Regions from separate parts of the Mus musculus genome. Here region 2 is linked to region 1. The links are chromatin loops, found by intact Hi-C in ENCODE. Cell type or tissue: left cerebral cortex. All regions are shown on one strand. Links, peaks and the distances in the headings refer to the core of each region. The heading gives the core; the rest is flanking DNA.

The links. Peaks named below come from ENCODE experiments on the same cell type or tissue, not always from the same donor. Only the 100,000 strongest peaks of a DNase experiment are listed, where the experiment ranks them.
Region 2: a loop joins it to region 1, with 6 times the contacts of the local background. A loop is called at or near these places in 1 of 42 quality-filtered maps.

Annotation. Positions count from the first base shown.
Region 1 is chr17:94,746,450-94,751,827 of GRCm38, reverse strand. It overlaps Mettl4 (methyltransferase like 4), which reads left to right and starts at 1,809. Exons shown (of 9, transcript NM_001357135.1): 1 at 1,809-2,442; 2 at 3,411-4,211. The coding sequence starts at 3,819. It also overlaps the pseudogene 2700099C18Rik. In left cerebral cortex, for the core only: a CTCF peak has its summit at 2,173; a DNase peak (open chromatin) is centred at 1,965; H3K4me3 peaks cover 1,614 bases; H3K27ac peaks cover 758 bases.
Region 2 is chr17:94,862,611-94,867,988 of GRCm38, reverse strand. Gm20939 (predicted gene, 20939) reads right to left here and starts at 3,088. Exons shown (of 4, transcript NM_001379445.1): 1 at 2,977-3,088. The coding sequence starts at 2,979. It also overlaps the pseudogene Gm19853. In left cerebral cortex, for the core only: no CTCF peak of the experiment used is centred there; DNase peaks (open chromatin) are centred at 2,510 and 3,131; H3K4me3 peaks cover 1,070 bases; H3K27ac peaks cover 753 bases.

The sequences.
Region 1 (5,378 bases), core at 273-5,272:
TAGCAGGTGATAATCCTGAAGTGGCCTGCCTCGGATTATATAATCTGTTACAGGTGAGCCTTCATTAAGCAAGGCATGGTGTTTCTTTAACACATTTCAGTCAGCTTTGGCTCCCGAGTGAATAACATAGAGACCTGGTATTTGTACTAACACACTGCTGGCACTAAGCTGGGCAGGCTCTGAGCTATTCTAACTCTGTATGGCTGCCTACTGCCCAGACACATGGTCCTTTACCTGCAATCTGAGGTTTGCCTTGGCTCACCCTGGTCCATGCACATGTTCTTCTGGCTGTTCCCTTCCTGACATCTCTGGTCTACCCACATGGTCTCTTCACAACTACTTCTCTGGTCTCTTTGGGACCTGAGACTGGGATCAGATTCCTGCACAATTCTTGCCTTCTGCCCATCTAATTGGCTGTTCAGCTCTTAATTAACCAATCAGAAAAGATGAAAAACGATTTTTTTTACATAACATTGAGAGCAGAGATGCTGACCAAGTCAACCTCTGGATTACAACCAGACTTCTGGGCATAAAAATCGGCCTCTAACTACACAGTGCACAAACTCTATTACTTTACTACACCTGGATTACAATTAACCCACTGTTTCTCAGTTAATACTACTACTGTCTTTCTTGTTCTAATCGCCCTTTCTGTTGCAGATAGCTAATTGTATTTGACATTAATTCTGTTCTCCTGTGAGAGGCGTGGAACAAGGAATAAGTCAGCACTCGGGTGATTACCTGTAAACCTTCTTCCCACCTTAATTTATAAATAAAGGCTAGAGCTGGTGATTGGGCGGTAAAAAGAGGGGAAGATGGAGCTGAAGGTTTTGGGAGAAAAGGAGAGGGAGGGGGCAGGGAGGGAGAGAGAGGGAGAAGGGGGGAGGGAGGGGGAGAGAGAGAGAGAGAGAGAACACGAACGAACACGACTGAGGAGAAGAAGAAGGAAAGTGGGGCAGAAGCACCTGGCCTGCTGTAGTGGTAGATCTGACCAATGTAGGCGCACAGCATGTATTCATATTAATAAAGTTGTGTTTTCATTGCCTGGGCTTATTTGGGTTGGAGATTTACTGCAACACCTTTCAACAAAGATAAACAATCCGGTTCACAACACAGGCTGCTCCCACTTTTAAAACAAGTATCAAAATAATGTCTATGTTGGATCGTGTCTCCATCTCTGCAGCATCAGACGCTATGCACTCGGCCCTAGCTTCCATTGAGGGTTAGACCGCATTTTATTGTTGTTGTTTTGTCTTGAGCTAGGGGTGGAGAGGCAAACCCTTCAGCACGCTAGGCAGAGCATTGAGCCACACCCCTCCTTGTTTTGGTGGCTTGCATTCCACCTAATTTTACTCTCATGATTTCACTGGTTCCCAGTCCTTTTCCGTAGCAGGCTTTAAGATGCAGCATCAGGACGGGAACACAGCACACCAAACAGCTTTCCCCCTGTCAGTCCCCACCTGTTAGCATCATCTCCTCCCGCTACAAACGTTGCAGAGCCGGGCAGATCCCCACCCCAGCTTCCTCTCAACAGTCAGCTCCAGCGCCGCGGACCATTTTAACACAGTCAGAGCTGATCCCAGCTCAGCAGTTACCTTTCGCTCAGCTTCTCAACGAGACCCAGCGCCCAGTTTTCAGTAAACGACACCACTGCACACGAAAACACAGCCGCCAAAACCAGAGCGTCCGCCTTGGTCAACCCACGGCGGTTTCAATTTTAAAGTTTCCGCCCGCGCTGACGTCAGGATTGCGACGGCGAGTATGCATGCGCAAACGCTCAGCGCCCGCCCTCGTCGCCGGAAGTGTCCGCATCGGCGGCTCAACGCGCTCCGGGCTCCTCCCAGGTCATCGTCGGTGTCGGCGACCTGAAGGGAGTTCCATCCTATCCGGGAAGCTGGCGTCTAGGACGAGTAGTGCTGTCGGGCGGAGCGGCCCGAGCCCTCCTGGAGTCGAGTTCCGTACAGCAATATGGCCGTGTCCTGGAACTAGAAAGCGAGGGTTTGTTTCCGAAAGGATGGAGGCCAGGACCTGTTTTAGATGAGTGTTGTTTCCACGTGGCGAGCCTGGGAGGCGGCGTGACGTTTCCTGACGGTAGGAGAGGCTGTCGAGAGTGGCGGCGGAAGAGCCTGAGGGATATTTATCGTCAGGCTGCCTCAAGTGCTGTGGACTACCGCCGCCCAGGGTCGGAACTACAAGCAGGCGTTGCCAGTTCCCGCACGGTGGTGGCCTGTCCCTGGGCTAAAGTGTAGATGATTCCGGGGTCTCAGCGCAATTGTGCCATTAGCTAGTTTTGAGCTAAGCATTTTTTTTTTTTTTTTTGAGAGTTTGAGGTTCCCTAGCAGTCACAGTGTCTCCTCACATCACGTCTCGACTGGGAAACCAAAATCTCAGGTATCACGAAGATCTCCATTACCAAATAGCAGTCAGCAGATATATTAGAAGGTATTACATTTCAGACTCTGTGAGCAGCAATTCATGGGGATTATCTCATTTACTTCTCCAAACTAATGGCATTAGAACATAAAAACGAGCGTTTTAGTAGGGCGTTGTGGTACACGCTTTTAATTTCTGCGCTCAGGAGGCAGGGGTGGGTGTGTGTGGGGGGGGGTGGGGTGGGGTGGGGGAATCTCTGTGAGTTTGAGGCCAGCCTGGTTTACATAGTGAGTTCTGGGACAGCTAGAGCAGCGTAGACACTATCTCAAAACAAAACAATCAACCAACAAACCAAACAAACCAAAGAAAAACCACCCCAAACAAAACACACACATGCAAACAACTCCAAAAACCAAAAAGATAATTTTGAGGCTCAGTGAAATCAAGTAATTTAGTTTGTATGTGGGGCAGTGTCCACACCCGAGAGAGTCTTGAATTTGAGGCCAGTTTGAGGGACCTGGCATACACCAGGGCAACCTAGTGACATCCTGTCTTTAAAAAACAAACACTACAGTCAGTTGCATAAGAAATTTGACTATAAATGCTATACGAGCCTTTAATTTATTTTTTATTCGGTGCTCTCTTAAGGTTTCTACAACATTATAATAAAGCTATATCCAGAAATGTAAAACATATTTTAAGTAAAGATAAAGAAGTTCTGAGAAACCTAGTTACTGGAGTGTGGCTCAAACATTATAAATCTTGATGTTCTGACCTAGCAAACTAGTTGTGAACTTCTGATTACTATTCATACTGCACTTGGTTTGGCTGGAGCAGTCTTTTAATCCTATTGCTCTACAACTGATAACGATTAGGTAGGGCAGGGATCTGAGTAATGGAGTGACTTCTGTGGCAATAGTAGTTTGAAAACACAACAGCTCTTTTTCCGTTACTTTCTGTGGCCCTCTCTAAATAGATTTATATCATTTAAAAAAGGGTAAATTCTTATAGGTAATTACTATCCTTTGACTTGACAGGACACTCACCTTTTAAGGATTTAGTGACTTGAATACTTGGACCATGTGGACTCGTGCCTTGATTCGAGGACCAAAACAGGACCACAGAGGACACCCGAAGAAAGGAGAATCAAACTAAGAAGCGTCTTTGACTACATTGGCTGAAAATTTTGAATGACCAATTCTGAAATTAAAAGACACTTAAAGTATCGCATTTTTCCTTAGAGGTGATATGTACACACTCACCTTGTATGTTTAAATATAAAACCTTCTTGTGTGTACAAAGTACATCGTTGATATACAGGACATTAAGAACTTAATTACAACATTGGTATCAACCCAGGACCCCCATACTGAGCTATACTCCCAGTCCTAGTTCTGATTCTTGATTATCAGTTTTTTGTTTTTGTTTTTTGTTTTTTTGTGAGAATGTCTGTGGTGCATCATTTGCCTCCTGGGTGGTTACTGGATCATCTTTCTTTCATTAACAAAGTAAACTATCAACTTTGCCAGCATCAAGAGTCTTTTTGTAGTAAAAACAACCCTACTTCTTCTGTCTACATGGATTCTCTTCAGCTGGATCCCGGGTCTCCTTTTGGAGCTCCTGCTATGTGCTTTGCTCCTGACTTCACTACTGTGTCGGGCAATGACGATGAAGGAAGTTGTGAAGTGATCACCGAAAAATATGTTTTCCGATCTGAGCTATTTAATGTCACCAAACCTTACATAGTTCCAGCTGTTCACAAAGAGCGCCAACAAAGTAACAAAAACGAAAATCTAGTGACTGACTATAAACAAGAGGTCTCTGTTTCTGTTGGGAAGGTAGGAAGTTTTAATTGTCTTTTTTTTTTTTTAACATGAAACAAAAAATCTCATTAAGTATCTCAAACATCTTCCCATTTTCTTTTTTTTTAAAGGTTCTAAGATTTTTTTATTTTTTTATAGTTTTTTTTTCCAATTTTTTTATTAGGTATTTACTTCCTTTACATTTCAAATGCTATCCCGAAAGTTCCCTATGCCCCCCTACCCCCACCTTCCCATTTTCTAAGTATAAAAAAGAGTTAATAATGCAGACGGTGTTAGCATGTCCAAGAGCAGTTGTGGGTTGCCCTCCAACTCATTGCCTAGCTGAGGATCACAGGTTTCTTATCCTCCTGTCTCCACTTCCCAAGTGCTGGGGTTCTCAGCAGGTGCTGTCAGACATCTTTAATTATACTTTCTAACATCCTACTATTTTAGAACAACACATTGCATGTTTCAAAAAGTAAATAGAGGTCAGGAGAGGTGGCCCAGCAGATGAACAGAGGTGCCTGCTGCTGAAACTCATGGTCTGAGTTTGATCGCAAGGGCCCACTTGGTGGAAGGAGAGAGCTGCCTCCCAGAAGTTGTCCTCTAACCTCTCTCTGCCTGGGTGCCATGGCTATGCACCCCTCCCCACAATGCACAATGAATGCATGAATAAATAAATATATTCTAAATGTTTGTGAGAAAACCTGAAAGAAAGCAAGAGTCTTGTGACTTCAGATTCTTCAAAATCATGAAATTGTTCTTGGGATGTAAAAGTGAATTTATTCATCACGACTGGATTTTGTTACTTGTTTATATGCCTTTATGGAAAATCATGTTTTTACCATACCCTACCTGTCAACCTCATTTGGCTTGCCTTTGTGATTGTACCTGTTACTCACATGACTCTTCTTAACCTCCAGAATATAAATTGTCCTATACTCTGATAAACTGATAAACTTGGCTATCGCATGAGACATGAATCTACCTCATCTGTTCGCTTCATTCTCCTAGGTCTCACTGCCAGCAAGAGTGGTAAATAGTACTGAATGTTTTTACACCTGTTTTTGCTTTTAAAATTTCTATGAAAAAATTTCTAATTATTCAGTGGATTTTAGGGAATTTTAAAGGCCTGTGTTTTGGGAATAGGCTTGTATAATAAAAGCTTGAGAGAAGGGTGTTTTTGTAAAGTTTTCTAGTGAT
Region 2 (5,378 bases), core at 168-5,167, 120 kb before region 1:
CAGATAACTGACAGCAGGGCCCCATCAATGAGGATAAATTCCACACAGTCACTGAATGTAGAAATCAAACTGGTGCAGGCTTGGAGCTTTCACCCCTATGTTCTAGTCTCTTTGAGGAGAGAAGGTACTCTACAGGCTACAGAAAGAGAAACCTGGACTCCCCCCTCCCCCTGCCTTATACACACACACACACACACACACACACCTACAATTGGTCCTTCCTGCAAGATGTGCTGGTACATGATGGTAACAAACTTGGTTGAGTGGCCAACCAAAGTTCAGTTTAACTTGAGACCCTTGACATGAGAGGGAACCCATGACTAACACTGACTGGATTTGTAGGAACCTTACAGAGACTTAAATGGCAAGCACAGAGACAGCATGGGTTTGTGCCAGGTCCCCTGCTGATACGTTATAGTTGTTAGCTTGGTGTTTTTGTGGGACTCCTAACAGTGGGAGCAGGTATAACTCTGACTCTTTTGCTTGATCTTGAGACTTTTTCTCCTATCAGGTTGCCTTGTCCAATATGAAGGCTTTCACCTTTTCTTTTTCTATCTTGTTTTGTCCTGTTAGACTGTCCTCTCTTGGAGGTCTGCTCCTTTTTGAAGAGGAAATGGGGTGAGGGGGTGTTGGATCTTGGGGAGAGGAGTATAGGTGAAGTGTGTGTGTTGGGGGGAATAGCTGGGAAGAGTGTAGGGAGGAAAAACAGTGGTCAGGATATATTGTATGAGAGAGAATCTATCTTCAATTTAAAAATTAATTCAAGGGCTGGTGAGATGGCTCAGTGGTTAAGAGCACTGACTGCTCTTCCGAAGGTCCTGAGTTCAAATCTCAGCAACCACATGGTTGCTCACAACCATCCATAATGAGCTCTGATACCCTTTTCTGGTGTGTGTCTAAAGACAGCTACAGTGTACTTACATATAATAATAAATAAATCTTCGGCCCAGAGTGAGCAGAGGTCCTGAGATCAATTCCCCAAAACCACATGATCACAACCATCTGTACAGCTACAGTATCAGAAAAGGAAAAGGTACAAAGTATAAAAGCTGGGGTGGGGAGGTGTAACCCTCCCCCCAGCCTGAAGCAGGCTGATCCAGACCTTGACCTTGCAGCCACTAAGGAGATTACCTAGGGTGGAGCCTTGCTGCCTAGATGACTCTATTGTTCAGCCACTGCTGAGGTTCTCCTTCAAGACAATGCTGAGAGGCCCCTGCTATTCTGGAGACTACACCCTATCCTGCACATCATCACCTGCAGCTGGTTCCAGGCTCCAAGAATGGATTATCGGGGGATGGGTTCCCCTCCTTTATAAGCACAGTTGTCTATTAAACATTTGAGCTTTGATCAGGAATCTTGACTTAGCTCCATTTTTGTCTCAACCATCTAGTTCTCTCTCTTTCAGCTCCAGTCTGCCTCCCAGGTGTACCCCGGCCAATGTGAGCCACAGGCCGGCTCACAACCAGGAGGTCTTACACAAGCTATTTCTTATGCTAAGTAAGCTTCTTAAGAATACCATCTTGTACACGACTGACATGAGGGAAAAGGAAGGAGATGGGAGACAGCTATGAAGTCAGCAGGAAAATAAAGAAACTATGAAGTTAGCATCATCATCATACAACGGGACACAGTCAGGAGAAGTCTAATCAAACAATGCTGCAAAAGAATTCAGTGTATCTTAAAAATATTTCTGACCAAGCCTCTAGTGGCCTTGGAACTGATAACCACAGCCCCATATGGTGGAAAGAGTTATGGTCTCACAACCTGATGCAACCCCTCCCAAAGCTCCTGGCCCCAGATCATTACCAGCTCTCCCAAGCATATTCCCGGTTTTACAAAAGGAGTTTTATCTCTATACCCAGGGCCTCAGAGAAAGCTTCCAAGGACTAGGCTCCAGGCTGTTACTGGCTCTGCCAAGCATGCTCCTGGGTTTCAGAAGGAGCTATGTCATTCTCCATATATGGGGACCTCAGGGAAAGTATAACTTGATCAGACCAGCACTCAATACAACAGTCTTTTTTACCTTCTCAAATGGTTGTCACTAGGTATCATCTCACCCATGTGGCAGAACAATGCTTTTCTCAAGAAGAAAACTGAAACTTTATAGCACACTAGGCCTTACTGTTGATTGTAATCCTATAATGCTCCATAGAGCAGCTTGTTAAAGGCCTGCTCTTTGATATGGAGATGGACCTAGAGGCTGGTTGTAAATCAAGTTTGTTTCCTTTGTTATGGTTTGGTACCATATTTCTGGATAATCCTGGTGAACAAACTTGTGTATCCTAGCTTCCTAATCTCTAATTGCCCTGGTTAGCATATTACTTATCTGTGGGGTGTTTTACAGGCAGTCCGCTCTCACCTAAATTCTACTTGCTGTGCCTTACTATCTCCTAAGCTTTACTAAATCCTTTACATCATCAATTCCACTCTTTCACGTCACAGCTTGATATTGGATTGCTACCCAGCACATGAGATGCCTTTTATAACTGCCACAAAATTAACTCCAAATGGATTGTCCACCTTAATTTGTAGAAACTAGGACTCTCTGACTTTGGGATCATGCCAAGGATCTTTCTACACACAAGCCAATTGCTCTGCACAGATGCAGCCCCCACAGTTAAGTTATTCAGAGGCAGCCGGGCGTGGTGGCGCACGCCTTTAATCCCAGCACTCGGGAGGCAGAGGCAGGCGGATTTCTGAATTCAAGGCCAGCCTGGTCTACAGAGTGAGTTCCAGGACAGCCAGGGCTATACAGAGAAACCCTGTCTCGAAAAACCAAAAAAAAAAAAAAACAAAAAAAAAAAAAAAAAAAAAAAAAAAAGTTATTCAGAGGCTACAGCTGGGTCCAGCGAGTGGCTAGGACCTCACGGACCTCACAAGTGGCCGCCCACTCAGCCCCGGGAAAGACCCACCACACCAGCTCTCGCTCCTCAGACCCCTGCTTCTTCCCATTGTTGGCAGTGATCATGTGCTCACCATGTCGCAACTTCGGAGCTTGCCTGAGCTCCCTTCACAGCATCCAGCAGCAGGACAGAGAGCACAGCACACAGGACCGTTCAAGCCTGCTCAGCTACTAAGCGAAACCTGTACCACGGCACCCGGAAAACCCTCCTTCTCTTCTGACTGGCAAGTCCGCCTAAAGGCTCTGATTGGCCAGTAAGTCTGGAGTGACTCGAGCACCTCCCTTAGATTTAGAGTGTGCTGAAGGTACACTGTGTAGAGGTTCTCAACCCAAGCTTCAAGTCCAGGGCCAGACCTTTTCCAGATCTACAGGGATTTGCATTTTTGTATTTCTTGTGTCTGTCCTCCAATAGCCTACCCATCTGTCTCCCCGAGCAGCCCCAGGGAGGCCCCACCACTCCACTTGCCGCTGCTCCGCCGCTTGCTCCTCCCTTATGTGGGCAGTGACCCTGTGATCACCGGGTTCTGACTTCAGCCTGAGCTTCCCTCACTCAAGGTAGGTAGCTTGCATAGCCCATTACTCAACTTGCAGGGGAGTTATCCATCTGTCCCACAAGCGGAAGGGTGCTCAGGATATAAACAATTAAAGAGAGACTTTGGGAAACAATACTTTATAGAAATTAGTAGGCTTATTAATTTCTGGTTTGGTATATTCGTAGTGTAATTTGTTTTCACTTACATCTTAAACGATCAATTGAGAAGGATGCAGTTGGGACTGAGGTTGTGTCCAGGACATGTATGTACAAAGCTGTCCAGATAAGATCCCTTTATCTGGACACTCTACAGCGCTGCAAATATGGGCTAGCACATCTTTGCTCTCAAACAAAATACACTGTTTTTTTTTTTTTTTATATTGGAATTACATTTAATCTTTCTTTTCCCTTAAAGATATGAGGTAGTCATTTCTCCTTGGGACAACATTATTTTCATGTTTTCTAAGAACTATACAAGTAGCCAGGGCTATACAGAGAAACCCTGTCTCGAAAAACCAAATAAAATAAAATAAAATAAAATAAAAATAAATAAATAAAATAAAATATAAAAAAATAAATTAAAAAATTAAAAAAAAAGAACTACATAAGTTTTCACTTTGAAATCTTTAATGATTTGCTTAAGAGAGCATATTCTGTGATCCACTGTGTTCATGCTCTACTTCCTTCGATGTCTTGGCAGCAGGTTGCTCTGAATATAGGAACTTAGGTCATATTTTTTCTTTCGTTTTCTTCTTTAGATATTTTCTGAAGATGAGAAGGTGGAATGTTTCATGTTTGGAATGCTTGTTTGCAAAATGACTCTGTCCTTACATATTACAGAGTATGGATGAAGAAAAAGGAGCAAATACTTAATATTTATCAATTAGATATCTTCATATATACTCTGCTACCCACACCATCATTAGCTGTAGATAAGAAATGAAAAGATTTTACTTTTGTCTAGAGTAGAAGAATGGGAACCAATATCCTTAACTTAGTAGTGGTTACAGTGCTGACTACAATATATTTGTTAAATTTTACAAAAAAAAGAGAATTATGTAACTTTTAATATCACCAAGGATGTCTCATGTAAAAGAAATTACCTTATCCTACCTAAAAATTTTGAGCCCTAACAGTACATTTAAGTCCCTTTTTTTCTGTTTGTCAGTAAATAGCTAGTAGGCAAGCCTTGGTTATTGAGAACCTAAATCATTAAACACCATCAAATAGAAAAAAAATTTCTTAACTTTACTTCACATTATATATTGACCAGTTTATAGTTATATGGTATAATGTATAATGACATTAAAAATCACAAATTATAAAAATGACTCTGCTTCTTCTAAAAGGAGAAACACACACCAGCAAGTAGTCTTTGGGGAAATGATTGAGGGAAAAAGCCACTGAAAACGACCACAGAGTCAGCTGTAAGTTAGATGTCCATGGATACAGAAATGGAAAGAAAACAGCCTAAGAAAAAGCTCAAGGTAGGAGCAAATCACTTTTAAAAGGTTAAAGAGGGAAGAGAAACAAACAAGACTATCTTTTTTAAGGGATACCAATTGACAGCTGCACCAAGGTCTAAATTGTATTTCAGGTTATACCCCACAACAGCGTCCTGCATACATGTAGGCTACCATTATAACATGATTTAACATCCACATGAGATAGGGACCTTTACTGGTTTTCCACAGTACAATAAAATAAGTAAAATGCTATTGTATGAGTACTAATGTCATTAAATGAATCTGTTTTCTCCAGAAAGAGACACATGTTAAAGACAGAACTTAGTGGCAGGTCAGTGTTTTGAAAGAGGGTTAGAGTCCTTCCCTGACAGGGTCTCAATGCAGCTCACCACCTGCTATTTATTAGGATGGAAGCAGCAGCAGAAAGGACAATGGTCAGCAAGATTCAGGGAATGGTGAAGGATATTTTCAGTTTGTA